2 separate regions of the Homo sapiens genome follow, and region 2 is linked to region 1. A link is a loop called in an ENCODE intact Hi-C map of the cell type or tissue named here. Cell type or tissue: sigmoid colon. All regions are shown on one strand. Each heading gives the region's core, and the rest is flanking DNA. Links, peaks and the distances in the headings are about the cores only. Region 1 overlaps NEMP2 (nuclear envelope integral membrane protein 2). Region 2 has its middle 24 kb from the start of MFSD6.

Region 1 (12,416 bases), core at 2,200-10,199:
ACAGAGAGGAAAAAGTTGGCAGGACCTGCATAAAGGAAGGCGTGGTCTTTGTCAACAGACCTGGTATCTCATCCCATTAACAAGGCTAGCCCCACTGGGGTGGGGGGTGGCATCTGCATCAAACTCTTTGGCCTCATGACATTAACCATGTGAATTATATAACAAGCTCCCTTTGTTTTGTTTCAGTTCACCAAGTAGCCACCTTATTATAATTTGACCCCTTGTAAATCTGTCTTCTGAGAGAGAATCTGCTGGTCATATCAAGTCAAGTGTTTTTATCCTTATGCTAGTTATATTTTTGGTTGTGAATCACTACCTGTACCAACTATATGAATTGACTAACAAGAGACAGGTCTTATGGTGCAATAACAAAAAGCAGGGTTCTAAGTCAATAAGGCTAACAGTCACACCCAAATAGTTCACTCTTCAATGTCATGCCACCCAGCAGGCTCTCTCAGAAGGCAGCTTGCTCCTGTTGTCACCTAAAAGTACCTCTCTGTCTTCCTGCAGGTGTCTTCAAACTTCCACATCCATTATGTTGTCTATCTTGCTTTCAGTTGGACAAGAAAAGCTAATTTATAAAATTGTACATCTCTCACTCTGGGAAACAATCACACATAGCATAATGTAAGAGAGCATTTCTTTAGTTGACATCATTTCAGGATCTTAATTCCTCCACATATTTAGATATTTTTATGTAATCCATCATCTATTCCAAACCCTCTTAAAATCTAAATATATGAAATTTCCAGATTTTTTTAAAAAGTCATAAATTGAAATATTGTCCTTCATGTCAGATGGACATTCCCCTGTAATTCAGCCCTAGGTATTACTGGCAAACCATACAACTAATTCACAAAGCATTTTTTGTGATATGTAAAATGTGTTTTAAAACCTTTTAAAAATAACACTTGAATGATACGATTGTTTAAGCATAGCCACCTACACTATATCTCACCCACACATCTGGTGTCAAAGAGTTCAACTTGCTAACAACAGTAAGCTTTTGTAGGCACCAAGCATAAGCAGTAAAATAACAAAGGGATCTGTTAGGCTCCATAATTATACACCTATGGTGTGTGAGGCACAAAGCCAACTTCCAACCACCTGTGAAGGGCAGAGCCATTTTATTGAGTGGTCGTTTAAACTGTTCAAAGGCCTTTAAAAAGGGAGGAGGAGAGGAGACAGGAGGTGAGGGAGAAAGAGAAGGGAAGGGAGGAAAGAAAGGAGGGAAACATTTCTTGGAAGAGTTATCTGTACATTGCTTGATGGGGATTAGAATTGTGATCAGTACTATAATACACCCCCAAATCAAATGAAAACAACATAAATACACTAAAAATATCACAAGTAATGCTTCTAATTGTTTAGCTTCTCACAGTAGTCACAAAGCAGAAACTGACAAACCTATGATTTCCTCTAAAAATAAACATGGAAAACAATATCCTCAAGGACTGCTGTTGTTCTTCTCTCTTTGGCTGTTTTTACTGTGATGGTTACACCTGGCTAGCTGCCCATGAAGAGCTGCTTCCTTCCCTCAGCAGTACCTCTTCCCCCTGGCCCAGCGGCTGTCCTGGCTGGGATGTACCTGGCAGCCCCAGCAGATTGTTCATGTGTTATTTACTCATACGCATACGTTGTAGCACACAAACTGCTTCTTAGGAGACGAACTTGGTGAGCACAGGCACTGATACATCTGATACATTTATATCACCAATAAATATAATTTAAAAAAACAGATTAAACCATAAGAAAAATATTCAAACTTCTATTTACTCATAAAATAGTTACCATAAATCTGAATGGAAAATATATCCTTTGGTTTTTTAAAAATCCAAGTCTATATAAAGGCAGATTAACTTTAGTGGATATTACAAAAAAAAAAGTTCCCAGTATGAAAAGATGTCTGGCAAAAACAGACCTGTAAATACTTCAAAGAGGAACTATCATTTGAAAATCAATCTAGGAAGTTCCAGATGGATAGTCATGCTCTTTTTTCATGATTTAGAAAAACTACTTAATTTGGCTCAGGAAAGCAGCAGTGCCAAAATTCTGTCTATCCTTCGCCCATAACCTTTGTCCTGATAAAAAGATTATTTTTATGATCCCATCACAGGAAAAAAAGCCTGATTTTGATTCTCAGAATCAACTTAGCAACATCTTAACCCTGAGATTGTCTTGCCATGTTCAAATCTTTCCTCAGATCTATGTTTTGGCCTTCTTTCCTCAGGGTCAAAGCTCATAGCCCCTCATTTCAATCTGGAGTTTAATATCATGAATCAAGAAAAAAAATCATTTTATAAGAAATTGTTACAAACACCTATAGCTAAACAATTTTTTAAATGGATCAGTCAATTCAAAATATCACAAGAGCTTAAGTGCCTTCAATTTCAAAATACAAAAAAAGTAATCATAGTATCTAATCCTTACGTATGTATATAAAAATCTTACGTATGTATAAAAAACTTTAAAATGTCTTCAGAAACATTTCCCTTTATCACAGTTAAATAGCAAGTTGGCCATTATTGAAAAATAAAAAGTAAAGCCACCAACATTGTGAGGCCCATGGCTGTAGGGAGATGGCTCCTAAGCTTGCACCTGAAGATCTTGTCTACCTGAGTCAAAGGATACATCAGGGCTGGATTTCTACCAGTGCTGCATCTCAGTGTGGTCTTGCACAAGTTATTTAACCTCTCATGAGCTCAGTTCCACCACCATTAGCATTTTCCAAACGTGTTCCAAGGAATATTAATCTCATGAAAAAGAGTTCTGTGGTCAAATTAAGCAAGAAACTGCAGCACACAATTTCTCCCCTTTGGGAGATTCACAGTGCACACGAGCATTATGAATGCCTCTGAGAGATACTGAAATACATTAGTTTAACTTTATATCAATCTTAGTTGACCTCAGAATACCTTTATTGACCAACACTTGGTAGTAGCCTGTGAGCTGTACTTTGGAAAACACTGGTCCAGCATGTCTCAGGTCTCTTTAAGGACTTATACTGACGAACTATAGGAAGAGTATTGCAGAGTCTTCTGACACAGGTTCAGGGGATTAAGACCAGATTTAGTGCCCTGGTGTCGACAAAGCACCTGTTCATGCTTACTAGCCCCTTAAGAACAACGCCATTCCCCTGTTCCTAATGAAAGCCTTCATTCAAGGTAAGTGGTAGTGGCTGTCACAGAATTTTGGTATCCACCTACAGTACAATAAGTAGCAGAAGTCACCAAGAATGCTAAGTTATCTTCAAAATGGGTTGGTTTCCCTTTCCAGACTGACTTGTTTTTCTCCACAGCAAATGTTTTTGCCACCGTTCACTAGAACAGTTCTGCCTAACTTTAATAGAATCCCTGCCCTTTGCCCACTTCCTTGTCCAGAATGAAGTCAACTTGAAGGTCGCATGTCAGGCAGTACTCGGGTTAAAGAGCTGCTCTTCCAAGAAGGCACCCCCAAGGCCATACTGCTCTTCATGCAGACTGATTTCTTCAGGTGACAAGTGGCTTCCTCCAAGAACAAAGTCTGCAAATCTAACAAGTTTTTTGTTTTAAATAAAGTTAATGTTATCTCAGGAAGGTTTATTTGAAAGATAACATGTTCCCTTGCTATTTATCCCCTTTAATTAAATTTGACTTTGCATCAATACAGGGTGGCATTTACACAGTGGGTGTAAAAATGGGAATGGCTTATGTGATCCCTCTAAAAACAGCTATTCATGGAAAGGGCAGAGAATTAGGGCAGATATATAAGCACTAAGTAAGCCAAATGTACTCACTCCTGTTTTCTAATTCCTTCTTGTCTCTATTTTTTATTAGTTTGAATTTATTATTATTCATTATTTTGTTTCAAATACTTCCCCCTTCCATCTTTAATTTGAGGGCACTGTTATTTGGATAAAGTTATGAGGAAGAGAAAGCAATAAGGAAAAATTTTGGGACAGACGTCTTTCTTAGTGAACTTTAAAAATGATTTTCCAGCTGGGTGCGGTGGCTCATGCCTGTAATCCCAGCACTTTGGGAGGCCAAGGCAGGCAGATCACGAGGTCAGGAGTTAGAGACCAGCCTGACCAACATGGTGAAACCCCATCTCTACTGAAAATACAAAAATTAGCCGGGCATGGTGGCGCCCGCGCCTTGTAATCCCAGCTACTCAAGTGGCTGAGGCAGGAGAATTGCTTGAACCTGGCAGGCGGAGGTTGCAATGAGCTGAGATTGCACCATTGCACTCCAGCCTGGGTGACAGAGCAAGACTCCATCTAAAACAAAACAAAACAAAAAAGATTTTCCCCACCAATAGGGTGAGAAGCAGGTCACACATCCTATTCCACCTTCCCTTCGCATAGGGAAGTTATCTTTATAGCCTTCCCTATAAAACATCAGATAAATATTTATTCTGACATCAGCAGTTCTACTGTGCAAAGTCACAGTACTGAGAAAAGGGACCTCTGACAACTTCCACATCATCTGTTATCCAGGGAAACAGTCTATTTCTACCCTGAAGTGCCTGTACCAAACCATCATATTATTTTTTAAATCATTCTGAACTAAACTATGGTCCGAGCAGCAGAGCGGGACTTACTTGCTAGGAGTGTGGAGTCTGGAGACGACCAGCCATGAGGGAAAGTCGGGTTTTCGGCAGGCCCGGCGTAGCTCCTCCAGAGCACTGTTCGTTTCAGCATCAGCTTGCTCCCTGTACTCGTCTTCCGTAAGATATTTCACCACCAGCTCTTTTGATGTAAACCACTGCTCCATTTTCCTAAAACATGGCATGTGGTTGCAGGATTACTTCCTAATTCAATCCTTAAGATTTACAAAAATAGGCCAGGCTCGGTGGCTCACGCCTGTAATCCAGCATTTTGGGAGGCCTGGGGAGGCGGATCACGAGGTCAGGAGATTGAGACGGTCCTGGCTAACAAGGTGAAACACTGTCTCTACTAAAAATATAAAAAATTAGCTGAGCATGGTGGTGGTCGCCTGTAGTCCCAGCTACTTGGGAGGCTGAGGCAGGAGAATGGCGTGAACCTGGGAGGCAGAGGTTGCAGTAAGCCGAGATCGCGCCACTGCACTCCAGCCTGGGCGACAGAGGGAGACTCCGTCTCAAAAAAAAAAAAAAAAGATTTACAAAAATACATTTCTTAGATGGTAACAGTAATAATACTTCTTAACTTCCTCTATATCATATCTATACTTTTTTATTGCTGTTATCATGACTGAGGTATAGAGAACATGTAGTTTGGGCCTAATAGTGTATTTCCCCATTTCCTGGACTATCATAAATAATGTCCTAAGGTATTTGAGAATCAATTTCTGATACAGATGTTAATTGTATTTTTCTTCCTCGGTGATTTCTAATCACAGAGGCAATTAAAAGCTTGTTTTGTTTTGTTTTTTTATGCTTGGCCTGTTGATTTTCTTGGGCACTAATAGAAGCAAGCTTTTGAGATGTCCTTTTATGCAGACCCTCTAGAACACTGACCATTTACTCTCCACACCAAGAACCTGGGAGGATTTGTGGGATATCACTTCCACCTAGTGGTGGTGATTCTAATCCTAGAGAGAAAGAGCAAATATTGTACAAAATTTATAGTAATTTTTCCTGTATTACATGACGAGTGGATCATGATTAGAACTTTCTTTTTCCAACCAAGAAAATCCTAAATCTCATAAAATGTAGGAATCTAAAAATTTAGGAATCTAAGACTCTCATAAAAATAGTAACAATAATAAGGTTTTTAAAACATTTGTTTTATTTATTTTTTAAATTAAATTTAATTTTTTTTTTTTTTTTTTTGAGCCAGAGTCTCGCTCTGTTGCCCAGGCTGGAGTGCCGTGGCACAATCTCAGCTCACTGCAATGTCCACCTCTGGGATTCAAGCAATTCTCCTGCCTCACCCTCCTGAGTAGCTGGGATTACAGACGCACGCCACCACGCCCGGCTAATTTGTGTATTTTTTAGTAGAGATGGGGTTTCACCATGTTGGTCAGGCTGGTCTCAAACTCTTGACCTCATGATCCATCCACCTCAGCCTCCCAAACTGCTGGGATTACAGGCATGAGCCACTGCGCCCGGCCTAAAACATTTGTTTTATTTATAATGAGTTTTTAAAAATATTTTGAGGTGGTTTTAAATTTAACCAGAGATTTTGAAATATAAATGAGCATCAGAATTATTAGGATATATTTATATAATATATATTTAAGTATATATATATTTTTTCTTGAGGGTTAGGATTGATAAATCTATTATCTTTTAAAGATCTTATAGTTGATGAGCTAGATCAAGGAAACAGTGATATAATCTCCTTCTGCTTTTCTGAATACCTGTGCATGGTTTCCCTGAAGGAAAAACCCTGGATGCTAAGCCAGAAGACCTGGACATAGTCCTGGCTTTGAGATTTATTCACTATATGAACTTGGGGAATTCCTTAACAGTTCAGAGCCTCACTTTGCTCATATGAAAAAAATTAAAATGAAAGCAATAATATCTCCCTCATCTACTTCATAGGTCACTGTACAGGTTAAATGAGATATTTTGTGTAGGGTTCTTAGCACTGTAAGTGGCCTATAGTAGGTGTTCAATAAGGATAATCAAAAGAGTAGTTACCATATACTATTAAAATATAAGTAAACAGCTCTTTGCAACTAGAAAGTACTATACAAAATAAAGGTATTATTTCTCTGGTGTGTTATTTAACCTATAAGTTCCTGTTTCATCCCCTAATTCTTTATATAATTATTCACTAGCAAAATTTTAAGTTGAGGAAGTTATAGTACATTTTGATTATTATAGAACACAGCTAGTGCACAAAAGAACCATTGTGCAGAACACACTCTGCTCTTGGCAGGGAGCTGGATGGTTAAAGGGAAGGAAGAAGGAACTCTATCCTGAGTTCCTCAGGCCACAAGCCTGGCAAAGGGCCAGGGACCTGGAAGATGTTGGGGGACCAGCCTCACTGACAAAAGACCTCTGGTGTTCCGAGTCACTGTTTGCCTCGGGCAGATGGGGCAAAGAGAGACCCAGTCAGCATCAACCCTCCAACCCTGCCCTGCTGCCTTTCAGCCCCGCCAGCATCTTCTGTGCGGGCTCCCTGTCCTGTCAATGGTGCAATTTTAACCCTGTGATATTGCCACACACACACACAGTCACCAGTTCCATAAACTACCAGTCACCATAGTGTCCTTCCTCACAGCCAATTTTACCTCTTGAACATTTATTCACTCCCTCTTCTAGCCTTGGTCTCATGGTCCTACCCTAGGCCCTCATCAGCTCTCGCCTGGACCACTGTGATGTCTGATAACTGTTCTCCTGCCACAGGGGCCTCCCCTTTATATCCACCTGCTGTGCCAGAAGACAGATGGGCCACATCCCACCAGCCAATGAGTATTTATGGTCTCTGGTGTGATTTTTGTTTGTTCAATGTATTTTTATTTTTAATTATTTTTACTTTTAAATGCCAACATTTAAAAATCCTGAGATTTCACATTCTAATCGTAATTCCCATTTCCAATTTTTCTAGAAAACCAGCAGATCTGGCAATACAGGACTCATATTCCCACACATGAGCAATCAGCTCAAGCTGAGTGGTAACAGCCCCGTTTTCAATGAGGTTGCTTTGTAGAGTTTCCCACAGTCCTCCTGGTTACTGCTGCCTTACCCCTGCTCAGCATCACTCACCATAGTATCTGCCTGGGTCCTAAGCAACTGGTTTGATAACTGCTGTAGAGGCAGCAGTCAGAGTGGACCAACTAAAATGTCTCATGGTTAAACCCCACTGTGTACAGGACTGGACTAGATTGCTTAGCATGGCTGCCATGCATCTGGCCCATGCCCACCTTGCTTGCTGCACTGACAGCACTGCCTATCTCCTGATGGTACCAAACTGGGCTTTCTCTCCATCAGGAAAGCCCTCCGCATTTATTCGTCTGGTTATTTTTATTCATTCTTTAAGATTCAGCGTAGTAATATCTCTCCAGGAAAGCTCTCCTGGCTTTCTCTATATACCCTTAGTTCCTGGGCAAGTCTCCATTTTAATACTTAAAAGAGATAGAAATGTATGCCTATGTCTAGCAAGTATACCTCAAGGGCAAGAACCATCTCCATCTGTGCACCTGACATGAAAACAGCTGCTCAGACTCAATGACTGAGGAGAAACATAACAAAGCTGTCACAATAGAGGTTACTTCATTTTTCTTTTTATACTCCAAAGGCCATAAGCCTTAACTAAAAACCTAAGAGAAAAGAAAGTCCTAAATACAAATAATACCTTTCAGTCATTTATGATTCATTTCTGTTTCCTAATTCGTATCTCATAAGCACAGCTGATACCACTAAAGCAGTCTTTGACTCTAATTAAAGAAAATGTTGAATAAAAGAAGATATTTTAGGTAACCCAGAGTCCAAGTACTTCTGCCATTGACTCTAGTGAATTCTGAGTGAGCTCTAATTACCTGGTAATTGGTGGTACAGCTCTCAACGATTAATGAAGACTAGCCATGAAGATGGGATCAGATGCTTGGAGCTCTCTACCCCTACACCCCCAATCTTGCTCAGAATGAAATCTCCAGATCAAATGTAATTATGAGATTAACATGATGTGTGCAAACACTCTCCCAAATAATAAAACTAGAGCTCAAAATGTCAAATTTGCTGGGGGAAAAAAATGATACATACCACCTCATATAACTGCATGCTCTCAGTGGGTAGTGCAGACTCCAGGAGGACATGAGGAGGATTATGGCTGCATAGGCAAACTGAGGCACGGCCACACCAGCATAGACCAGAACCAGGGAGAGGAGTCGCAGCATCCACATCAGAAGACTTCTGCTCCTGTCGTCTGCAAGGGGCCCATGCTTGTAACAAACAACAAAGCTGAAAAATCCAACTATCAAGACATAGCCTGGAAAAGTGGAAGAGGTAAAATAATATAAATTTGAATTTGAGACATTATGTGAAAAACCTGGCAGAGCCTTGACTTAAAGGTAAAAACTATTAGAGAACCTTAATTTTTGTGTTTTTTACCCCATAAAGTAAGGTTGAAAAATGCACATAGGGTGTTATTCCTTCCATATGAGATACTAGGCTGACTTTCGCAATAATTTGGGATGTACACTCATTATTATGATGATACATAAGTATGTCTGTGTTTTAGTCCAGCACCCTGGCTGGACTAAAATGTTATCATGGTTACTTTGGTCAGGAAGAAGTCACAGTTGTATGTCACCATTGGCTACAAACCCTATTTTTTATTTTTACCTTCTTGTCATGAAAGGAAAAGGTAATTTTACAGTGGAGGGAGTCACCCTCTGAATCCAATGTTCAGTCTCATCATTACGATGGTGAGACTATAAGCTATTCTGTGTCTCTGGGTATGATCCAAGGTGAAGTGCCCATCACCTCTTAGGTATTCTATCTTAAGTGTTTAATTTATATCTAACCAAGCCTTGAAGTCTAATTTCCAGTTTACAGAAAATACGCAGAAGAGAAGAATATGTTAAATTCTATCATAAAGGGGTCATCAGATAAATCTAGAAGGTGGAGATTCTACAGGACAAGCTTGGTTTCTTTAGCATATCACTATGATGAAAAAAGAACTGCTACGGATTAAAAGCAATTTACAGGACAAAACAGATACTAAATGTGGTTCTGGACCATATCCTAGTTTATATAAGCCATCAAGAATGGGAAATTTTTTCATGGCCTGGGTAATAGATGATTTTATGTAATTATTTTTCAGATAATAATTAACTGATTATATAGGAAAAGCCTCTTGTTTTTCAGAGAGGAATAGTGCAGTATTCAGGGGAGCATACCATGGTATCTGTAATTTAAAAGTAGCACAAAAAGAAGAACGAGCTAAAAATATACAATTTTCAAGTAAAACAACTTAATTGCTTTTGTTTTGAGGGAAGTGAACTTATGTGAGAAATTTGGTGCTAAAGGTTAGGAGAAAATTGATTCTCTCATTGTCCATTATTTTCTAGTTAAAATAAACAATAAAAACATTTATTTTGTAATGTAAAACAAGGAAAATAAATGGTTTCTTAGCCTCTGTGTTTCTGAAAAGGCAAGTTTTCATTAGTAATTTATAGTTAGGATTTCTCACCTTTCCTAATGAATACTTACGGGAAAGAAAGAAACAGCCACTTTTCAGAGAAGCTTTTACATTACCAGTTAGATGTGGTTAGAGCTTAACCACAATTCAGAAGCATGTGCATTCAAAAGGGACAAACACTTTTTTTTCCTCTTTTGATCATTACTACAGAAAACTAAGAAACATGTCATAGGGAAATCATCTAAAATGAGATCTAAATGAACTGAAATCAACAACAATGGGAATAAGATAAACAAAATATTATTTTTAGTAGCACCTTTCGTTAGTTCAAAATGAAAATTTAGATGTTGGAGAGAAACATCTATCAAAAGAAGGCCTCTAGTTGTACATCTCAGTTTTACCAATCACAGAGCATATTGTTTTTCTATTTACCTACCTAATACATATATCCTGTTTTCATACCACAGCCACTTCAGATCTTCCATCAACTGGCATACAATATAAACTGAGGCAAACCAACAACCAACCATTAGAGCCCAAAAGGTGCTATACTGTGTGTGGAAGAAAATAAATGACACATTTTTTGGTTCATTCACTCTCATAAAAATAAAAGCAAACAAATAAACCTTTTGTATTAGAAACTCCTACATCAAACTGATTTGAAGTCAATTTAAGAAACTCCCTAGGGTCTTAAGGTGTGGTCCACAAATCAGCAACACCGACATCACATGGAGCTTGCTGGGATGGCAGAGTCCTAGGCCCCACTGCAGACTGCTAAATCAGAACCTGCATTTCAACAAGATTCCCATCTAGCTTGCATGTACACTGAAGTTGGAGTTATAAGCACTGTTATAAAGAGTAAATTTATCTTAAAATAATGCTGCTGTTGCAAACTTTAATCAGTGTAACTGCAACACTACCAACATGAATTATTTATCCTCAACTAAGTTCAGTGTGTTATTTTATTGAAGGTGTAGCCGGGCACGGTGGCTCACGCCTGTATTTGCAGCTCTTTGGGAGGCCAAGGCAGGCAGATCGCTGGAGCTCAGGAGTTCAAGACCAGCCTGGGCAACATGGTGAAATCCTGTCTCTACAAAAAATACAAAAATTAGCTGGGCATGGTGGTGTGTGCCTGTAGTCCCAGCTACTGGGCAGGCTGAGGCGGGAGGATCACTTGAACCCAGGAGGCAGAGGTTGCAGTGAGCCAAGATCATGTCACTAAATTCCAGCCTGGGCAACAGAGCAAGACTGTGTCTCAAAAAAAAAAAAAAAAAAAAAGAAGGTGGGTTGGGGAACTAATAATAATAAAGAAATTCCCAGATGTAGCAGTGCTGTTATTCAAGGCCCCAATGGTTCAGCATCATGAGATTCCCAGCTCTATAAAGATAATAGAAATTTTCACTCAATATAGAAATAGCTTCCTATCACTCAAGAAAAACACATTACCGAGAAAGCAAAGGGGTCTCAAAAAAAGTATCATGAAAACTTAATACTCAGCTAAGCCTACATATAGTAATAAATAAAATCAGGAACTCCAGAAAAAGATACATTTTAGAGCCAGTTTACATAATGAAGAAACATAATTTAAATTAGAACCTATCATAATGTGAATTAATTTTGATTAATTTTTCATGTCTGTAAGATCATGATTTCCATTTTTTACTCATTTTCACATAGTATGCCTACCTTCGGAATGAATCTTTTCACCAACAGCAAGACAAAGACTAATGTCATTAGAACACCTAGCACAGTTCCCGAGGAGTAATAGAAAGTAGGGCTTCTGTCAAGATAAGCAGATAAAAGCTATTTAAATGCCAAAAAGCACTTTGAGTATGAAAAACATGTTTAACCTGGCAACATCAGTCATAAATAACACTAAGAACAGAAAACTCAGATGGCAGCTCTCATTACATCCTATACTCTTAAAAAACAAAATGGGTACTTGAAATTTATGGTAAGTTGCTTGCCACTAACTCAAAACAGAATGTCTGAAGTATTTTTCATATTCAGGATCTGATCAGACAATAATTACTGAACACCTATCATGTAGCAGGCACTTTTCTAGGTTTTAGAAAGGAGAAAATTAAGGCACCAAAAAGTTAAAAAATCTTCCCTAAGTCAGTATCTGCTCAGTGGAGGATTTGGGATTACAGCCCAGCTCGTCAGAGTCCAGGCTTTATTCTTCATGCTATGTATGCATCATCTGGTTTCTAAAGTTCATGGATGACATTAAACACACTTGGTAATACTATAAGGAAAAGCTTCAAAATGAACAATGTTAAGAATAGCTGACGAGTGTTGGGTACTAACCTAGAATCTACAAGCTAAGAAGTAAAATATTGAAAAAAAGATTTCTTTCTCATGA
Region 2 (16,582 bases), core at 3,615-11,614, 130 kb before region 1:
AATAAATTTAAAAAGGAAAGGCAAAAAATGCTTCCAAATGTTTCCTCGGCTCTCTTAGGGAAAAAGCCAAAGTCCTCATATAGCCTATAAGGCCCACATTCCACCCTTCCTTCTCATCTTCTCTTACTCTCTGCTATGGTCTAAATATCTGTATCCCTCCCCTACCAAATTCATATGTTGAAATCCTAACCCCCAGGGTGATGGTATTAGGAGACAGGGCCTTTGGGAGGTGATCCAGTCATGAAGGTGGAACCCTTATGACTGGGATTAGTGCCCTTATAAAAGGGGCCTGGGAGAGAGCCCTTGACCCTTTCACCACGTCAGGGCCAGCAAGAGGTGCAGTCTGTAATCCAGAAAGCAGGCCCTTACCAGACACTGAATCTGCTTAGATCTGGGACTTCCCACCCTTCAGAACTGTGAGAAATAAATTTCTGTTGTTCAAAAGCCACTCAGTTCATGACATTTTGTTATAGCAGCCCAATAGGCTAAGATTGTTCACATTGTTACAGCCACACTGCCTTTCTTGCTGTGCCCTGAACTTGCCAAGCATGCTTCCTCTGCCTCAGGACCTTTGCACTTGCTGTTCTAACTGGAAACCTTTCTCCAGATATCAGCACATTTCCCTCCCTCATCTCCATCAAAACTTTGCTCAAATGTCACTGTATCAGTATGATCTTCACTTATTGCCACCCACCTTTCCCCACCCCATCCTGCACATCCCATCTCCTTCCCTGTTTTGCCCTCCATAGTACCCATGGCCTCCTTATAGAAGTTAATTTGTCTTGTTAGTCTCTCCCTCTAGAATGTTGGCTTCAAAAAGGCAGGGATTTTCATATATTATGTATCTCCATTGCCTAGGCACATTGTCAGTGTTAAATAAGTGGGGACAGAAGGAATTAGGCTCAGAAGCTGAACAAGAAGTAATATGCAGTATCAACTACATCTTTACTTCTACCCATTATTTCCAAAACACTTCAGAAACCTTTGCTATAATGCTGAGAATTAGTCCTACAGTTGGTCAGTTAAATTCTCAATGTCAAACAACCACTTTAATGTTGAAAGTAAGCCATGGACTTTTGTGACAGAACAAGCATTGGCATATTACCAAAGCTAATATTCAAGTCCTGGCTATCAGCCCTATAAAGAGGTAAGAGGGGAAAGTAATGGTTAAGTCACTTTTCTTCCACTCTCATGGAACAGAGAAAGAATGAGAGCTTACAATAACTAGAATACAAGGAAACTGGCTATTTCTCCCTATAGCAAAAGCTCAGTCCTTCCAGCTGGATTTGAGAATGGGTTGCCTGAGACGCAATGTTTAAATTCACCCACGTTGGGTCAAGTATTTCTAAAAGCAGGAAGCTCTATGTCAAGATGGCTTATCACCCTCAATCTTTCAAACAAGCTCAAACTATGACCATAGTAAATTAGTAGGACAGGTGTTGGGACAAACTCATCATGTGGTTAAATAACCGTATCAAGGTAGGCAAAATAATGAAAAGACAGAGTTCATACATTATTTCCCTTAGGATATAGGCAGGAGTGTCATTAAACTCGGAAATTTGTAGCTGTTTCTTTTTCCACCAAGACAGATTTTTAAAAATCAATTTATCACACTAATATACCATGAGGTAGGCCATGCATGTGGCAGTTTAGTGCTATGGTTCTTTAAATTCTAATGATTATGATCTGATTATGCAGATTATCCTGAGAATCATTATCTAATCTACAGGTAATCTAGATTTACACTGCCCAAATGGTAGCCACTAGCCTCAGGTGGCTATTGTGCACTTGAAATGTGGCTAGTCTGAATTGAGATGTGCTGTGAACATGCACATTGGATTTTATTTTAAAATAATGTTTAAATTTTATTTAAAAATAAGAACATCATAATTCTTTATATTGGTTCTAATGTGAAATGGTATTTTGGGTATGTAGGGTTAAATCAAATATATTGCCACAATTAGTTCTACTTGTTTCTTTGTGCTTTTGTGAATATAGCTACAAGAAAATTTAAAATTGCATGTGTGGCTTGCATTATATTTCTATACAGCACTGATTTAAACCCTCAATTTTTGTCTGTTAGTGCCTGACTCATGTCCATTTTACTTTTTTTTTTTTTGGTTCTTTCAATAAACCACCCAGCTAAAGAAAAGTATAAAACCCAAATCATTCAGATTTGCTTATCTTTAAGCATCTTTGATAATTTTTTTTTACTTAAAAACATATTTTGTAGAGACAGGGTCTTACTGTGTAGCCCAGGTTGTTCTGAAATTCTTGGGCTCAAGTGATTCTTCCATCTTGGTCTCCCAAAATGCTGGGATTACAGGCATAAACTACCACTCCCAGCCAGGTTTTTCACTTAAAAAAATTGTGGTAACATATACATAACCTAAAATGTACCATTTTAACCCTAAGTGTACAGTTTAGTAACATTAAGTGCATTCACATTCTTGTACAACCAGTGACATCATTCATCTCCAGAACTTCTTCATCTGCCGAACTCCATACCGATTACATAACTCCCTATTTCCCCCATCCCCCCACCAGGCACTGGCAACCGCCATTCTACTTTCTGTCTCTATGAATTTGACTATTCTAGGTACCTCAGATAAATGGAATCATACATTTGTAGGGTTTTGTTTTGTTTTGTTTTGTTTTGTTTGTTTGTTTGTTTGTTTGTTTGAGACGGAGTCTCGCTCTGTCGCCCAGGCTGGAGCGCAGTGACGCGATCTTGGCTCACTGCAAGCTCCGCCTCCCGGGTTCACGCCATTCTCCTGTCTCAGCCTCCGGAGTAGCTGGGACTACAGGCGCTGCCACCACGCCCGGCTAATTTTTTGTATTTTTAGTAGAGACGGGGTTTCACCTGTGTTAGCCAGGATGGTCTCCATCTCCTGACCTCGTGATCCGCCCGCCTCTGCCTCCTAGAGTGTTGGGATTACAGGCGTGAGCCACCGCGCCCAGCCTTTAATACATTTTCTACACTTCCTTTTGCCTGTTACTCCGCCAGCCATCTGCTTCTACTTAGCATCATCTCTGACTCAGCCCAACTGTTCCTAAGGACTGGGTCCTACACTCAGTAGAGTCTGAAGATCATTGTACTGGGTATCAGTTGCCAATCTTTTGCTGTGGCTCCTGACCCCTTTTGTAACAGGCTCCTGGCATGAGATTGTGAAGTGCCAAGGCATGAGTATTTTCGTAAAGGGTTTTCTGCTGTGTTAAAATGATTGGAGTATGAAAAACAAACTATTGAACCTCAATGAACACAGGTCCCTAAGGGAGCCCTGTGTTCGGAGGAAGTCCAGCAAGAATAAGTCTGCAGTAATACTCTGTATCAGTAACCAATAGGCTTATCTAGGAGAGGCAGAAATGACAAAATAACAATGGCCTAAGTAAGATAGAAGTGATTTCTCCCTCGCTTAAGGGAAATGGAGTGGTAAGTGCGTCCAGAGCTGAAAGGCGGCTCTATCCTAAAGTCCTCAGGAACTCACGCTCCTTCCATCTCACTGCTCTCCCATCTCCAGACTGTGACAACAGGATCTGCATTTTGGGCAGCAAGATAGAGGGAAAGACAAAGAACAAGAAAAGGGTGAATGATTTTTCATTCCTTTGGCCAGAACCTTGTCACATGAGTACACGCGGCTACAAGGGAAGCTTCCATTCTCAGAAGCCATGTACGCAGCCAAAAACTAGGAGTTTTAGCACCCAGGAAACAGGCATTTGAGGACAACTAGCAATCTCTATCACTCACCACAACTGAGCTGTCCCAGCTTTTACCCTCTGATTACATCCCTTGGACTTATCACTGAGGTCTCATGACATTCATAGCCCGATAATTTAAACTCTTACCCACATTGACTTATCTACTTATGATGCATTTATCCACTTCATCTCCCAAAGAATTAAAAGTGCCCTAAATATGTGCATTCATCAAGATGATAAGGAAAAGGAACTTCCTAGCAACAAAAGCATAATGGAAATAAAAGAGAAATGCAAGTACAGTTATTCCTCTCATGAGACCTATGAGAAATCGCTGAGAATCTTGACCCTGGCAACTCGCCTGGACGCCTGCTGACCCCTCCTCTCCAACCACACCTTCTGCCTCTGTGTGTTGAGTGCTCAGAATGCAGACGAGCTTATGTCACATCTCTACTGTGTACATACACTCTGCTGAGCCATTCCACTTAAGGAGTCTGTACACTCAGCGCAGGCCACAAACTGGGCATGACTCCTGGCCTCATATTCACAGCCCGGAGTATGCTGTTATTTTCATCAGCCTTTAAACACCCCTACTGTACCAAAAACAGCACTGCCCATCCCATGGCAGAAAAGATAAAATACGGAGGCACACATTTGCTGTTTGCCCAAATGGGAAAGAAACAAACAAACATTTTCTACATTTTTCTTCCTATTTCCAAGTTTTCTTCTTTATGTTTTTCTTTAAGTGCTAAATGCAAAAAGAGAGCATAAACAGTAAGTTGTTACCTTTACCATTCATGCTGAGCAGCTCTAATTGTACCTGGGTTGGCAGGTAGGTTGAAAAACATGTTTCTAAAGCAAACTTAAGTAACTGCAAATGTCCTCCTAAAATGCCAGGGAACTCAAAGCCTGGGTATGCATGCAAATAGACCTTTGAAACTGGTCTGATGGAGCGGCTGTTTTGATCATGGACACCTTTAAAAAAGGTTTTTTGTTTGTTTGTTTGTTTGTTTTTTTCAGATGGAGTTTCGCTCTTGTTGCCCAGGCTGGAGTGCAATGCCATGATCTTGGCTCACTGCAACCTCTGCCTCCTGGGTTCAAGTGATTCTCCTGACTCAGCCTCCAGAGTAGCTGGGATTACAGGCATGCGCCACCACACTTGGCTAATTTTTGTATTTTTAGTAGAGACAGGGTTTCACCATGTTGGTCAGGCTGGTCTTGAACTTCTGATCTCAGGTGATCCACCCGCCTCAGCCTCCCAAAGTGTTGGGATTACAGGCATGGGCCAACGCGCCCAGCCAAAACAGGTTTTATGTATTTATTATTTCTATCTGATACTCAAGGCTAGCCCAAGTTCTGGCTCTAACAAAATGCCTATAATTCTAAATATGATTTTTCTTTTCTAGCCTGTATTTTCAAAGTTCCTCATCTTAAAGGAGCCTTGAACATGTAGGATTAAGAGCTTTCTCCCTTTACCCATTTGCAAAAAGCAAACCAGTCCTGGGCTGGCTATATGGTCTTATGACCTGTGCCGGCTCACAAAGCTCCACCCTCAAAAATGTGCCATGCTTGGTTCTGCTATTGCCATGTTGAAGTTCTTAAAAATTTTACCTTCAAATTCATAAGTTTTGTAAGTGAATGGAGGGGCAATGGAGCATGTGCATGAATGGAGGTGTTACGTAGCTCTGAAAATATTCCAAACACTTTCTGCGTTAAGTGACAGATGTTTTGCTGTGATAAGAACATGGAGCATAGTCCCCTTCCCTGTCAGAATGTTACATCACACTTTTCCAGACCACATATGTGAGTTATTGGCCTCAACGACTAGACTCCAAAACACATATAAACCCAAGATTTTGGCAGACAGATTGAGAGCTCAGGCTGCAACAGGGCTAATCTCTGTCAGCCTTTGAGCTAGCTTTCAAAGCCTCGCCAGCCCACACAGCACTGGCACCACTTGCTAGTGTCCAGGGATCTTACAAGTTGTCTCGGATCTCCCTCACATCCACAGAGGCCTACTTCCATTCTAAGCAACTAAACTGTAATCACTGGACTTGAAATGAAATTATAACTAATTATGTGGATAATGTACCTCATCTGCGGAGTATAATCTCTGCGAGATTTGTTCTTGTTATTTCCCCCCTCTTTGAGCATTAAAAAAAAGAATCTCTTTGTATGGCAATAAACCATGTGATTCCTGAAATCATACTTTGATCATCTTCTTATTGTAGCCATACCAAATAGGAGGAGAAATGTACAAAATGTGTGTGCTTCGTCCCCTTGCAGTTCTGGTCACATAGGGTTCACAGCACCTGTGAGCACAGAATTCTTGTGGACCTATGTTGTATGGGGGTTCAATGAGACTCAAAGCAAGTGCATGGTAAGTGCATTACATTGCTGATGACTGAGCAAGTGGGGGCACTGACAGTTCCCAGAACCAGAACCTGCTTCCAAAGCAAAAACAAGGCAATGGCATTCTAAGAAACAGGAAAACTAAGGAAACCTCCCATGTCCTTTCTTATTTGTGCTATTTTCCTATATTAGCCAATCACATAGGCTGAAATGATGGCACAAAAGGAAAGGTAAAGATAGGACCACACATAGTTCCTTTCCTTTTCAGTTCCTTGCCAGTAAGCTGAAGGTAGGGAGGGCTGGTAGAATGCCGGGGTATCAAGAAGTGAAATAAAAAGAGTTGAGTTAGTTTCCTGCAATGTTTTCACTGTTATGGTAAGAACAATATATATATTCATGTGTGAACTGTGAAAAATGATTTATGTAATTTTGGTGATACCACATATGAGTTAAATACTCTCCAATCTGCATTTAAAACTGGCATTGGGCTGGGCACGGTGGCTCATACCTGTAACCCCAGCACTTTGGGAGGGCGAGGCGGGTGGATCACTTGCAGTCAGGAGTTGGAGACCAGCCTGGTCAACATGGCAAAACCCATCTTTACTAAAAATACAAAATTAGCTGGGCGTGATGGTATATGCCGGTAGTCCCAGCTATTCAGAAGTTTGAAGTGGGAGGATCACTTGAGCCTGGGAGGCAGAGGTTGCAGTGAGTCAACATGGCACCACTGCACTCCAGCCTGGGCGACAGAGCAAGAAGAGAGAGAGAAAAAAAGAAAAATTGGCATTGCATGAGGTAAACATGAATATTAAAGTTCAGACTAATCATTAAAATTGTTATTTTTCTTTATCTATAATGATATCAAACAGCAACAAACAAACACAAAACAACAAAACTCCCAAAACCCAAAAACCATGTCAAGTTGAGAGAGACCATGGAAGAGAGTAAAACTCTTTTTCCTTTATGTGCCTGTAAGGATACTTTTCTCCCTACTTTTTGAACAAGGAGCCCCACATTTTCATTTTATACTAGGTCTCACAAATTATGTAGCCAGCCCCAAATAAGTCCCAGTTCTACTTCTGAATTTACTGTCTTTTGTTCTATCTAAATTTTTGTCATATTTGCTAGTGAGGCCCAAACACAGCCCACTTGCAAGCTAGGCTTGCCCCATCTGAAGGCTCTTTCCAGTTATTTGAAAGCTGAGTTAATAAGGGAACCAGGATGTGCATTAGTACATTTCTCATCTTGTAAGTAAGCAAGTACATTCAGCACATTCTAACACTTGCTGTAAACCTATCAACACTCTCCACCAGGTGTCTCTAGCAGATTTGTGCAGGTGCAGATGCAACATTAAAGGCAAATTGTGGCAAACATCTTGTCTTGGCTAACTTCTTCAATGGGTCACTTTTTAACTGCATCATGTTTTTTTGTTTTTGTTTTTGAGACAGTCTGGCTTTGTCGTCCAGGCTGGAATGCAGTGGCAGGATCCCTGCTCACTGCAATCTCTGCCTCCTGGGTTCAAGTGGTTCTCCTCTGCCTCAGCCTCCCAAGTAGCTAGGACTATAGCCAAGAGCTACCACGCCCGGCTAATTTTTTGTATTTTTAGTAGAGATTGGGTTTCACCAAGTTGACCAGGCTGGTCTGGAACTCCTGAGTTCAGGCAGTCCACCCACGTAGGCTTCCCAAAGTGCAAGGATTATAGGTGTGAGACCGCGCCCGGCATTTTTTTTTTCTTCTTTTTTTTTTTGAGACAGAGTCTCACTCTGTCACCCAGGCTGGAGTGCAGTGGTGTGATCTGGGCTCACTGCAACCTCCACCTCCCAGGTTCAAGTGATTCTCTGCCTCAGCCTCCCGAGTAGCTGGGACTACAGGCACGTGCCACCATGCCCGGCTAATTTTTTGTGTATTTTTAGTAGAGAAGAGGTTTCACCATGTTGGCCAGGATGGTCTCGATCTCTTGACCTTGTGATCTGCCTGCCTCGGCCTCCCAAAATGATGGGACTACACAGGTGTAAGCCACCACGCCCGACCCTTTTTTTTTTTTTTGAGACAAAGTCTTGGTCTGTTGCCCCCGCTAGAGTGCAGTGGTGTGATCTCTGTTGGCTCACTGCAACTGCCACCTCCCAGGTTCAAGTGATTCTCTGCCTCAGCCTCCCGAGTAGCTGGGACTACAGGCACGTGCCACCATGCCCGGCTAATTTTTTGTGTATTTTTAGTAGAGAAGAGGTTTCACCATGTTGGCCAGGATGGTCTCGATCTCTTGACCTTGTGATCTGCCTGCCTCGGCCTCCCAAAATGATGGGACTACACAGGTGTAAGCCACCACGCCCGACCCTTTTTTTTTTTTTTTTGAGACAAAGTCTTGGTCTGTTGCCCACGCTAGAGTGCAGTGGTGTGATCTCTGTTGGCTCACTGCAACTGCCACCTCCCAGGTTCAAGAGACTCTCCTGCTTCAGCCTCCCGTGTAGCTGGAATTACAGGTGCCCACCACCACATCCGGTTAATTTTTGTATTTTTAGTAGAGACGGGGTTTCACCATGTTGGCAAGGCTGGTCTCGAACTCCTGATCTCAAGTGACCCACCCACTTTGGCCTCCCAAAGTGCTGGGATTACAGGCATGAGCCACGGCGCCCAGCTTGCATCATTTTAAATAAACCATCTTCCTTAACCAATTCGTTCCCTTTATTGTGTTTTAAATTGTCATTAAATAATCCTTAAAAAACTGGAAAAATATGGAGAAGTAAAAAGGAGGAGAAAAATCCAACATTCAAGCATAGCTACTGAGAACATTTTAGCCAATGTTCCTAGAATTGTTTTTCTTCTATGAGTAAAAGAATAAAGATTCAAACCACAGAATGGCAGAAGATATTTGTAATACATATCTGATGAAGGACTTGTGTCTAGAAGAATAATTAAATCAATTCAAAAGTTTACAAGAAATAAAGAGCCAATGAACATGCTTGATAATGTACATACTTGAACAATTCTCTGTTTCATTAAGATAAATGTTTTTATTTGTGTTTTTGTTTTTTGAGATGGAGTCTTGCTCTGTCGCCCAGGCTGGAGTGCAGTGGCACAATCTTGGCTCACTGCAACCTCCGACTCCAGGGTTCAGGCGATTCTCCTGCCTCAGCCTCCCAAGTAGCTGCAATTACAGGTGACTGCCACCATGCCCAGCTAATTTTTGTATTTTTAGTAGAGACGAGGTTTCACTGTGTTGGCCAGTCTGGTCTGAAACTCTTGACCTCAGGTGATATGCCTGCCTTGGCCTTCCAAAGTGCTGGGATTACAGGCATGAGCCACTGTGCCTGGCCAAGATAAATGTTTAGAGGTAAAACTGCTAGATCAAATATGTACATTTTAAATGTGGGTACCTATTGACAAAGGGCCCTCTAGAAAAGGTACACCAATTAACCCTTCATCAGTCGGGTGTGGTGACTCATGCTTGTAATCTCAGCACTTTGGGAGGCTGAGGCAAGAGGATCACTTGAACCCAGGAGTTACCAGCCTGGACAACATAGCAGCAAAACAAAACAACCTCTCATCAACAGAGGATGAGAATGCTCGTTACTTATATCCTTGCCAACACTAGATGATATCAGTCTTTCAAAATCTAATACGTAAAAAAGGTAAATCAGGTTGTTTTAATACTCTATTGCTTTCTTTAGAACTAATCATATGCTGATGAGATTAGTTGGCCAATTGTATGTAATTAGTGAAGGCCACTGTGTTACTTGACTTGTATGATTTTATGATGCAAAGTAGAAAAAAGTTTAAATAGTTGTATTTTACAGTCAGTGAGAAACATTATAGAGAAGTGTGAACTCAATAGAAGTTTGAACTTCAAGAAGCTTTCGAAGGATTTGAGCTGTCCAGCCACACAATGAGCCACATTCTAACTGCTGTTAATCCTACAGATATTAGACACATTTAAGTAAAATCTAGATGACCTTTTTTTCTGGGATTCCAGCCGTGATATCTAGTATTCATGATGAATCAGATACCCTATATTAAATTTTTTAAGTATAAAATTATTTTTGAGACAGTGTCTTGCTCTGTCACCCAGGCTGGAGAACAGTGATGTAATCATTGTAGCCTCAAGCAATCCTCCCACCTCAGCATCCCAAGTACCTGGGACTACAGGTGCATGCCACCACACCTCACTAATTTTTAAATATTTTTTGTAGAGATGAGGTTTCGCCGTGTTGGCCAGGCGGGTCTTGAACTCCTTGGCTCAAGCAATCCGCCTGCTTCGGCCTCCCAAAGTGCTGGGATTACAGGCATGAGCTTCCACTCCCAGCTGTAAAATTCAAATATGTATACTTTTATTTTATTTTATTTTATTTTATTTTATTTTATTTTATTTTATTTTATTTTATTTTATTTTATTTTATTTTATTTTATTTTTTGAGACAGTGTCTCGCTCTGTTGCCCAGGCTGGAGTGCAGTGGCGTGACCTCGGCTCACTGCAACCTCTGCCTCCTGGGTTCAAGCGATTCTCATGCCTCAGCCTCCTGAGTAGCTGGGATTACAGGTACACATTAACATGCCTGGCTAATTTTTATATTTTGTAGTAGAGATAGTGTTTCGCCATGTTGGCCAGGCTGGTGTTGAACCCCTTACTTCAGGTGATCCACCTACCTCAGCCACCCAAAGTGCTGGGATTACAGGCGTGAGTCACTATGCCAGGCCTAATATGTATACTTAAAAATATATACATTCTTTATGCATTTTCACCTAAAGATACCATCTATTTCTGCAGCTTCAACTATGACTATATATTTGATCCCCAAATTTATAAAAGGAAGAAAGGAAGGAAGGCATAAATTGGAATAGGAAAAAGCCCTAATCTCTCTTTTCAACTCCAAACCCACATTTCCAACTGCCCACTGGCCATTTCCACCTCCATGTCTTGCCAGTCCATGGAACACAACAGGTCCCAAAGTAATCATCTTCCCTCTCCCCCTCACCCTGGCTCCCAGTTAGACTCCAGTATTATGGTTTTCTGATCATAGATCTCCCCTTTATATTCTTCCCTGAGGAAAAATTCTGAAGTTCTGTTCTCATGTAGGGGCTTTCTCCCTGCTCTCTCCCCATTTCCTGACTTTCAACATTTTTTCTTCATTTCAACTTCCACATCACCACTTTGGCAAGACCTCTTCTTGCCTCTGACCCATGCTAGTACACTGCTACAGTCTGAATGTATGCGTCCCTCCAAAATTCATATGTTGGAACTTAAACCCCAAAGTGACAATATTAAGAGGCAGGGTTTTTAAGAGGTTTTAAGGAGTTATGATAGCTCTGCCCTCATGAGTGGGATTAGTGCCCTCAGAAAAGGAGTCAAGGAGCCAGGTGCGGTGGCTCATGCCTGTAATCCCAGCACTTTCGGAGGCCAAAGCGGGTGGATCATTTGAGGTCAGGAGTTCGAGACTAGCTTGGCCAACCTGGTGAGACCCTGTCTCTATTAAAATACAAAAATTAGCCAGGTGTGGTGGCACGCACCTGTAATCCCAGCTATTCGGGAGGCTGAGGTAGGAGAATCGCTTGAACCCGGGAGGCAGAGGTTGCAGTGAGCCACGATCTCACCACTGCACTCCAGCCTAGGTGACACAGTGAGATTCCATCTCAAAAAAAAAAAGTCAAGGGCTCAAGGAAACCAGGTAGGCCCTTTTTGCCTTTTTGCCCTTCTATCTTCCTCCATGTGAGGATGCAGCAACAAAGCACCATCTTGGAAACAGAGCACCACCCTCACCAGACACCAAATCTACTGGTGCCTTGATCTTGAAATTCTCAGCTTCCAAAACTGTGAGAAATAAATTTTCTTTTTTGCAAATTACCTGGTGTTAGGTATTTTGTTATAGCAGCAGAAACATACTAAGACACACACACCCACTGCCAGCAGGGCTTTGAGCATCGGCAGTCGTTTAAGGAAGCCTACATTAGGGGTTCTGCTGCCGTGGATGATATATGGCTGTAGGTGGGGCACAACTCTCTGTGTTACAGTCTCTTCATTAGTAAGATAGTCACAAGAGGCCCTTCCAATGCCAACATTGTAGAACTGATTCTTAGGCCCTTGTTTCCCTAATAACTCTGGTGACTTTCTGCTAGCTCCTAGGCTTTAGCTTGGCATTCAAGGCCTTCTTCCTGCTCGACCCCATCCCCCACAAAAAAGGATTTGAAAGAATAACAGGTAGGCAGTGAAACTGCAGGCAGAGCACCAAGCTCCTGCTCTACATTCCCCTTTTCTCTGAGATCTGAAGCCCTTCGATGTTGGCTGCTCAAAGTCCCTAAACTCCAATTTCTGTCTCACCAGGCCAGTGAGGCAGCTGCAAGCAGGAGTTCTCTTTCTCTGTCTCTAAGTCCCTCAATATGAATTTGCAAATGTCTTGGGCTAGGTAAAGATTTTTTAAGCAAAATACTGAGCACTAATCATAATGAAGAAACAGGAAATAACCTTGATGATCATCGATAGAAGAATGGTTGAAATAAAATGTCTAAATATAATGCTATATTATACAGCCAATAAGAAAGAGGAGTTAGATCTAGATGCATTGGGATGAAAAGATATACATGGTATACTGTGTTGCTAAGTGAAAAAAGCAATTTATAGAAGAGTGATCCAGTTTGTAAATTTAAAAAATATTTTTAAAAATCTAAGTATATACAACAAACTACTCACAGTAATTATGCCAAAGGGAGGGCCTACAAAAGTATCTTCATTTTCTCTATTATGGTTGTTGTTTGTTTGCAATAAGCAAGAATTACTTTTATAACTAGGGAAAACAGTGATATAAAAGTTGATACAACATTTCATTTAGAAAAAAGTAACATTTGGGCTACAAGTTATATATATTCTCTGGAATATAAACTTGATGAGAGTAGAGACCTTGTCTGTTTTATATATGGCTGTGTTCCCAGCACTTAGAACAGTGTAAATCACAAAGTAGATACTTGGTAAATATTAGTTGAATTAATAATTGAGTGAATGAATATGACCAGAATTATTTGACGTGAATGTTAAGACACTGGAGAGAGTTTCCTATATCTAGTTATCTTCAAAGGAGTATTACATGTGGTATTATGCAAGAATATTTTAAGGGGGATTACTTGAATACTGATATGTACTTTCCCCCAAATAAACATTCCTGGAATATGCTTTATTTTTATTTTTATTTATTTATTTTTTTGAGATGGAGTCTCACCCTGTTGCCCAGGCTGGAGTGCAGTGGCGTGATCTCAGCTCACTGCAACCTCCGCCTCCCTAGTTCAAGCAATTCTCCTGCCTCAGCCTCCCGAGTAGCTGGGATTACAGGCATGCACCACCATGCCTGGCTAATTTTTTTTTTGTATTTTTAGTAGAGACGGGGTTTCACCATATTGGCCAGGCTGGTCTCGAACTCCTGACCTTGTGATCCACCTGCCTCAGCCTCCCAAAGTGCTGGAATTACAGGCATGAGCCACCACTCCCGGCCTGGAATATGCTTTAAACATATTTATTTATCTATTTATTTCTCTGCTGAAACTGCAATTTCCTTAATATCATGGCGTATTCTTTCTGTGCTCTGTATCACCCCATTTCAATAAGGACTGTACCAGAACTTTGGGTGCCTAATAATTAACTGAATAATTGCTCAATTATTGATATTTCATTACTTATTTATTATCAATGATAAAAAATGATGCCTTGGGGCCAGGTACAGTGGCTCATGCCTGTAATCCCAGCATTTTGGGAAGCCAGGCGGGAAGAATGCTTGATTGAGCCCAGGAGTTCAAGACCAGTCTGGGCAACATAGGGAGTCCCCGTCTCTACAAAAAATAAAAATAAAAAAATTAGCCAGGCATGGTGGCATGCAGCTGCGGTTGCAGCACTCAGGAGGCTGAGGTAAAGAAATCACTTGAGCCTGAGAGGTCGAGGCTGTAGTTAGCAGTGGCCGTGATCATGCCATCGCACTCTAGGCTGGGTGACAGAGCAAGACCCTGTCTCAAAAAAATAAAAATAAATTTTGAAAAAAATGTGTTGGTATTTAAGGATGGAAACTTTATTTCTATTTGATTTTGGCAACATTAAACTTAGTAGAGTGTCAACTTTCAATCAAGCTGAGTGAGGATGGAATATGGTTCCTTTTACATTCTCTATGTGCCATATCATAATATTTTTAATATAGGATACACAGAAAAATGTTGCTATTAACAGTCAAATTTTCAACAATAGCAACAACACAAAACTTATGTTTACCACTCAGGGCTTTTTGCTTTGAAGGGAAACTTTATTTACTGCAAAATATTTTAAAACCAAGAAGATGAAAACACTTGATTTATACAGATTATGGAGAATAGTAAAATTTTTAGCTGAAGAGACCTTTCAGATACCAATTCCCAGCTTATTTATTTTATATTACAGCCTCTCAGACCTAGAAAAGTTGAGTAATCTGTGCACAGTGAGGGGACTCAGTGCCCTCAGACTAATGGTCTCACCATGAACAGTTGTTATATTTTTAATAATAAATGTTATTTGATTTTAAGTAATCAAAGCATTTTTAATTGTTTCAGGCTTTTATGTTGATATATATTTTAAAATATCATGCAGTAAAAACATCCAAATTCTATTTGCTATTTGTACAAGTCAGTGAGTATACAAATATCTGTTTCCTTATTGTTAAATCTGCAATTATTAAGATATTGTTTTACCTACACAGCTCCTCCTGAATTATATAAGTCTACTATCATATAGCAAAATATCTAGTTTGAAGAAGGATCATTTAAGTTTAAAGTAACTCAGTAAATTCCCAGACAACCAAATGGTAAGATGAATCAAGCCATAGCTTATGGCATATAGAACATTGTTCTATGTGATTTCCTGAATGGAAAAGAAACCAGTGTATTATGCTGAATCGATAGGAAATGGTGACACTCTGGATATCACAGCAATAGGTTCTCCAGAAAGAAATAATAATAAATACATTTTAGTTTATTGCCAATATAACACTTTGAGAGGGATACAGAAAAACTAGAAAATATCTAGAGAAAGTGACCAGATAGTGAAGATTTTCTTGTTATTCCAAATGGTGTCATTTCTCCCCATCCCACACCTACAGTGTTTGTTTTAAAATAATATTTAGGAAATACTGAATTCTATATATTAATCTTGTGCCTTGCTATGTTATAGAAATCTATTAATTTTAATAATTTTTCAGTTTGGTTCTCCTGAATGTTCTAGATATATAATCAAATAGCACAAATAATTTTGTTTCTTCCTTTCCAACATGTATAATCCATATTTTATTTTCTTTGCATTGGCTAGAAGTTCTGGAAGAATGTGGAAGATGAGTTTAAGTAGGTACAGTTTTCTGGCTCCTTAACATGCACCGATTATCCTTAGTAATGAGAGCTTGTCATGAAAAATAAACTGTAACCTTATCTAGCAAGGAAGGAAAATTTCCTAATTTGCTGTATGATATCTTGGGTCCTTTGGTAGCATTCAACATGTGGCACTCCTACTGGACAGAGGTTTTCTTTTTAGAGTCAGCATCTTGCTCTGTCACCCAGGCTGAAGTGCAATGGCACGATCACGGCTCACTGCAGCTTCAAACTCCTGGGCTCAAGCAATCCTCCCACCTCAGCCTCCCAAGTTACTGGGACTACAGGTGTCAGCCTCCTCCCCTGGCATGGGTGGAGTTGTGCTTGGCTTATAAAAAAGATATGGTCCAGTCAGTAGTGACAAGGAGAAAATGGGATGATTTTACTCAAACAAAACACGAGTCAAGCCCCCCACCAGCTGTACTGAATTACAGTTGACATACCATAAACTGCACATAAAGTATACAACTTGGTAAGTTTTACCCCTGAAACAATCACCACAATCAAGGTAAGGAACATATCTATGATGCTCCAAAATTTCCTCATGCCCCTTCGTAATTTTTCTCTCTTTCCCCTCCCTACTCTACCCTGACCTCCATTCCTGGGGAACCACTGATCTGTTTTCTGTTCCTACAGATGAGTTTGCATTTTCTAGAGTTTTATAAATGGAATTATACCGGACTCTTTTTTGGGATGTAGTGGTGTCTGGCTTTCTCCACTGATGATAACTATTTTTATATTCATCTGTGTGTGTTTGTTTATTCGTTAATGCACTCATCAGTAGCTTGTTCTTTTTATTTCTGAGTATTATACTGTATGAATATACAATTTGCTTATCCATTCACATGTTGGTGGACATTTGGCTTGTTTCTAGTTTTTGGCTATTACAAATAAAGTTGCTATGTACATTCATACATGTCTTCATGTGAACATATGCCTTCATTTCTCTTGGGGATATACCTGGGAGTGGAATAGCTGGGGTAGATTTATGATTAACTTTTCAAGAAACTGCCAAATTATTTTCCAAAGTGGTAGAATCACCAGCTTTGTCTGAGGTTCCATTTGTTCCACATTCTCTTCATCACTTGGTATGCTGCTTTTTATTTACCTATTTCTTTATTCACCTATTCTTCTTCATATGTACCGGTATCTCACTGTGGTTTTGACATGTTTCCCT

The links. A loop is a pair of places that touch in the nucleus more often than their neighbours do. Peaks named below come from ENCODE experiments on the same cell type or tissue, not always from the same donor. Only the 100,000 strongest peaks of a DNase experiment are listed, where the experiment ranks them.
Region 2: a loop joins it to region 1, with 7 times the contacts of the local background. A loop is called at or near these places in 69 of 110 quality-filtered maps.

The regions. Positions count from the first base shown.
Region 1 is chr2:190,505,783-190,518,198 of GRCh38, forward strand. NEMP2 (nuclear envelope integral membrane protein 2) reads right to left here. Exons shown (of 9, transcript NM_001142645.2): 5 at 11,738-11,831; 6 at 10,488-10,602; 7 at 8,671-8,896; 8 at 4,579-4,755; 9 at 1-3,530. The coding sequence ends at 3,407. Among named protein-coding and RNA genes, the nearest start is that of NEMP2, 23 kb to the right of the region's middle. In sigmoid colon, for the core only: CTCF peaks have their summits at 5,537 (motif pointing left) and 5,743; no DNase peak of the experiment used is centred there; H3K27ac peaks cover 1,133 bases.
Region 2 is chr2:190,375,696-190,392,277 of GRCh38, forward strand. No RefSeq gene overlaps it. Among named protein-coding and RNA genes, the nearest start is that of MFSD6, 24 kb to the right of the region's middle. In sigmoid colon, for the core only: a CTCF peak has its summit at 7,365 (motif pointing right); no DNase peak of the experiment used is centred there.